2 separate regions of the Homo sapiens genome follow, and region 1 is linked to region 2. The links are chromatin loops, found by intact Hi-C in ENCODE. Cell type or tissue: sigmoid colon. All regions are shown on one strand. Region 1 overlaps IQSEC1 (IQ motif and Sec7 domain ArfGEF 1). Region 2 overlaps LOC105376956 (a long non-coding RNA gene).

Region 1 (2,500 bases), 76 kb after region 2:
CCACACCAGGTGCACACGCATCACCACACAAAGCCCCTCACATCCACACTCTGCCACAAACAGCAGCCACACACCCCAGTGCACCCCCAAGTGGCCCTGCCAGGGGCAGAGTACCCGACAGAAGCTGCTGACACACCTGGGACGCCTGTTTGTTCAGGGTCATCCACCCTCACACACACTTGGGGTCTTGCAGACAGGACAGACACATCAATCCAGACATAGGCCCAATGTCTGGAATAGACAGGCCTGCAAGAGGCCTTCCTGGCAGCTCCGGCCCTGCCTGCAGTTGGAAACAGGCACAGACCCGCTGGGCACCCTCCCACCAACTCTCCGCTCTCCCTCCTGCCCCTCACCTCACACCCACACCGAGTCCCACTGTTTCCCTCTCAAGCCCCCAAACTCAAACTCACCCCCACACCAACTTGCACTCCAACAGGCCCTCGATCACACACACACACTCCCATCCTGAGACCCTCCCAGGGCACACACAGCGCTCCTGTCCCAAGGGCGCGTCTCTCTCTCCCACGCACAAACTCGGGTCCTGTTTGCTCTTCTCTCACCCAAACCCACAGTCTGGCGGACGCACCCCGCCCCGCAGGCAGCTTTCTCTCGCACGCCGGGCGCCCGGTCCCGACGGTCACCCGCACTCCCGCACAGGCATCCCCACAGCCTGCGCCAGCCCACCGCTCAGCACCCGGGAAGGCCGCTCGCCCCGCGCCGCGCCCTCACCCGCTGTCAAGCTCTAGCTCCAGAAGGGACTGGGTCCTCTCCGAGTTGCAGTGCAGGCACCACATGGCGGCCGCAGTGGGAGCGGGCCGGGCCGGGAGCCGGGACCCAGGCCCAGCAGAGGCCGCCGACTCCCGCCAGCGAGCCGCCGGATCCCGGGGCCGACACCCGGCCACCCGGAGACCCGACCACCCGCCACGCGATCACGTCGGGGCTCCTGGTCCAGCGTCCGCCGGCTCCCGCGGCTCCGGCCCCAAGTCCGAGCCCCAGGCCAGCCAAGCCCGCCCCTCCGCCGCCGCCCGCTTGGCGCAGCGCGAGGCCGGGCCGGAGGAATGTGGCCCTGAAGTGGGCGGGGCAGGGCGGGGGCGGGGCCGGAGGGCGAGCTGGGGGCGGGGCCGGAGGGCGAGCTGGGGGCGGGGCTGCGCGCGGGGGCGAGACTGCACGGAGCGTGTGGGGAAGAGAGCACAGGAGGCGTGGCCACACGGCGCCGCGGAAGAAGCACAGGGGGCGGGGGGTCAGGGGCGGGGCGTCAGGGGCGGGGCTACGCGCAGGGGCGGGGCCGAGCCGAGGCGCGGGGTGCAGAGCGCAAGGGCGGAGTCCCAGACACTGCATCCAGGTCCCAGCGCGCGAAGCCTCTGTTCTGGAAGGAGGACTTTGCGCAGCCCCTCCAACACTGGCGCCTCCCGGGAGCCATGTCTTCCTCTCCAGCGTGTAACCACAACAAATGCACAGCGCCAAACCCCCAACCAGAGCCTACTCCGCTGATGCCTACTCAACATCTGCCTATCCCGATTTTGCCTTCAGTTTATAAAACCTGGCCTTTGCCTGCCTGGACCGAACCGTGTGGTTCTGGGGCTCTGATGCGCCCCAGAGAAGGGAATGGGCCCTATCCTGAGGTTGGTACCACCCTTTTGGCGGCTTTTTGGGGGAAGATCTAATGGAAAGTTGCTTCTTTCTCCCTAAGCCCACCCAGCCCCCTACCCTTTCTCCACCCAGAGACACCCTTCAAGCACCTATGACAAGCTTAAAGTAATACTAATTAGCACTTTAGAGTTCTTTAGTGATAGTTGGCCTTCAAGGCAACATTGTGAAGTAGGTGGAGTTACCCCTGGCCTCATTTTACCAATGAGTAAACTGAGGCTCAGCTTAACTGGGCCAACTAAGAGACGGCTTCCCTCACTCTTTCCTCCTCTCCCAGGCTCTTCCTACTATGAGCGCTCATGGCTTGCAGTCCTCCATTTGTATGTTTACTTGTTTATTATCTGTCCTTGGGCTCCATGAAGGCAGATACAGTGCCCAGCGCCCACACCTGTGGAATGCCTAGACGTGGTTGGGAGACAGCAAGCAGATATGGAACAATCAAAACCCCACCTGTCCTGGGCCACCCACCTACAAGTCCATCTCCTGGAGGGCCAGGCAGCTGGCAGGCCTACGGGAGTCAGGAAGCTGCAAGAAGCCATCAAGGCAGGGGCATTGTCTTGTGCCCTTCTGAATCTTTCATTTGGAGGGGGACAGTGAAGGAAGGGGGCTGAGGTGGCCCAGCTTGCAGCAGAGGAGGGCAGCCCCTAAAGCCAGTTTAGAGCACCTGGGTTCCCAGGCAAGAAGCTGAGCAGGAGCCCAGTGCCCCTTATGCCAGTTTAGAGCACCTGGGTTCCGAGGCAAGAGGCTGAGCAGGAACCCAGTGCCCCTTCACTGCCCATCTCCACATTCCTCTTCTCAGCTTCCCATGTTTTCTTTGCTCTGTTAAAAATAAATGAAGACACAGAATGGGGGG
Region 2 (2,500 bases):
TTTGTCTTAGGTGTCCCTCTAGAGTATTGGCAGAGAGTTGGTGGGTTTTGCTTTGTGGTCTGGGGTAGATGGAATGTATTTGTAGTCTATACCCTAGCTATGACTCACTTTATGGCAGGGAACACTTCTCCACCCTCTGACGCTGGGCTGGGCATGGAGCAAAGTGGTCAATGGGATTGTGGTGCACCTGGCGTGAGCAAAGGTGTGCTATGTGCTTGGGGCCAGGCTCATGCTCCTGCACTCCAGCCTATTGCCATGACCAGGACAGGCCTCGACCGGTGGGGTCAGGAGAATGAGGGATATGTGGAGCAGTCCTAGACCCCCTATGGCTCAGACTGACCCAGTTCTAGACCAGGGGAACCCCGTGCATCTGCAGATGGGGGCTGAGAAATCAGTGCTTGTTTCCTGCACACTTTGGGGTTGCCAGAGAACTAGGGTGGCGGTAGCTTATGGATACAAGGTCTTCAAAGACCTTTCTCTTAGCAGGGGAGCTAGGTATACTTGCATTTTGATGTAGCTGGTGTCTTTGGTTTGTTCTGGAAGGTTGTTTGCCGTTGTGAATTCACTATGTGGAGTATGGCGTCCTCGTGTGGCTTTCATTCTGAAGACTGGTCTGTTCCACTCTCCCTTTTTGGCTTGGTTATTTTTTTTTTTCTGTATTTAGGAAGGCTTTATTTTTGTTCTGGAGCTGTATTAGTCAGTGTTCTCCAGAGAAAACTGAACAAATAGGACAAACACACACACTCACACACTCATGAGGGGATTTATTGTGGGAATTGATTGGTTCATGCCCTTCAGGAGGCCAGGAAGCCCCAGGATATGCCAGTGGCAAGCTGGAAAACCGGAAAGCCCATGGTGCAATTCAGTTCGAGTCCAAAGGCCTAAGAACCAGAACAGCTGGTGGTGTCCCTCTCAGTCCCAGGCCACAGGCCTGAGAACCTGGGGGCTTCTGGTTTAAGACATGGGGTCCAGAGGCCCAAGAACCTGGAGTTCTCATACGCAAGGGCAGGAGAAGGTGGATGTCCCAGGTCAAGCATAGAACAAATTTCCCCTCCTTCCTCCTGTTGGTTGTATCTGGGCCTCAGCAGATTGAAGCAGGCTTGCTCACACTGGCGCGGGTGGCCCTCAGTCAGTCCACTGGGTCAAGTGCTCATCTCTTCCAGAACCCCCCCACAGAAACACGAGAAATCACGTTCTCCCTGCTCCCTGGACATCCCTTAGCCTAGTCAAGCTGACTGCTAAAATGAGCCATCACAAGGGCTGCCTTGGTAATAGTGACTTCTGCTAATGCCCACGGTGCCCGCTTTTCCTAACTGGCCTTGTGCTATCATTGAGCACTGTCAGCTGCAATAAAATCACCCGACTCTCACCTGCTAACAGTGCAGCAGCGGATCGGCTGACTGCCTTTCCCTTTCTCTTCCTTCTCTTCCAGTTTTTTGAATGCGTGGGTGCTTTTCTGGGTTTGGTAGTGCAATCATGCCCTCTTGCGCTGCTAAGGTGAATTGCAGTTCCCGTAATAAAAGATACTTTTAGGTGGGCTTGGTGAATCTTTGACAGCATCTCTGTGATGAGGCCCCCCTCTTAGCTGCTTCTTTCTTGCCCTTCATCACCAAAGCTCCCGGACACCCTTGCGAGGTGCTTCTGGCCCGATGGCCTGTCCAAGTGCTTCCTGTAGCTCTTGCTTAGCAGGCTGCCTTTCTCCTCTCAGGGCGGCTCCCTCCTCCTGCTCTGTGCATCGCGCCTCCACAGGGACCACCCATTTCCTCCGGCTGTGCATCCCCCACTGGCTGCCCCTGGCACCCACCCAGGACCTCCACGGGGACCCCCTCATTCCTTTCCGCTGTGTACCCCCCACCCCTGCACCCCCCCCAGGACCTCCACAGGGACCTTCTATCCCCTCCAGCTGTGCACCCCCCCCACCCCACCCAGGACCTCCAAGGGGACCCTCACCTCCTCCAGCTACACATGCCCCCCTGCCCCTGCATCCCACCCAGGACCTCCATGGGGACTCCCCACCCCGTCCATCTGTGCAGCCCCCTGCCCTTGCACCCTACCCAGAACCTCCATGAGGACCCCCTCAATCCCCTCCCACTGTGCATCCTCCCCTGCCCCTGCACCCCCCCACAACCTCCACAGGGACTCCCCACCCTCTCCTGCTGTGCAACCCCCACCCCTGTACCCCCCTGACAACCTCCACAGGGACCCTCCACCCTCTCCCATTGTGCACCCCCCCACCCCTTCACCCCACCCACAACCTCCACAGGGACCCCCACCCTCTCCCACTGTGTACCCCCCTGTACCCCACCCACAACCTCCACAGAGACTCTCCACCCTCTCCCACTGTGCACCCCCCCAACCCCTGCACCCCACGCACAACCTCCACAGGGACTCCCCACCCTCTCCCGCTGTGTACCCCCCTGCCCCTGCATCTCACCGGCAAGTGATTCTACATCAACTCTGCTGCTCTAAGATGTTGATTTTCCCACTGACCTTTAAGTGA

The links. A loop is a pair of places that touch in the nucleus more often than their neighbours do. Peaks named below come from ENCODE experiments on the same cell type or tissue, not always from the same donor. Only the 100,000 strongest peaks of a DNase experiment are listed, where the experiment ranks them.
Region 1: a loop joins it to region 2, with 2.0 times the contacts of the local background. A loop is called at or near these places in 5 of 110 quality-filtered maps.

The regions. Positions count from the first base shown.
Region 1 is chr3:12,966,658-12,969,157 of GRCh38, forward strand. All of the region lies in intron 1 of IQSEC1 (IQ motif and Sec7 domain ArfGEF 1), which reads right to left. Among named protein-coding and RNA genes, the nearest start is that of LINC02022, 83 kb to the left of the region's middle. RefSeq lists silencers at 797-846, 957-1,376 and an enhancer at 1,527-1,606. In sigmoid colon, no CTCF peak of the experiment used is centred here; DNase peaks (open chromatin) are centred at 654 and 1,214; H3K4me3 peaks cover 1,791 bases.
Region 2 is chr3:12,890,681-12,893,180 of GRCh38, forward strand. All of the region lies in intron 4 of LOC105376956 (a long non-coding RNA gene), which reads left to right. Among named protein-coding and RNA genes, the nearest start is that of LINC02022, 6.7 kb to the left of the region's middle. In sigmoid colon, a CTCF peak has its summit at 1,501; no DNase peak of the experiment used is centred here; H3K4me3 peaks cover 375 bases.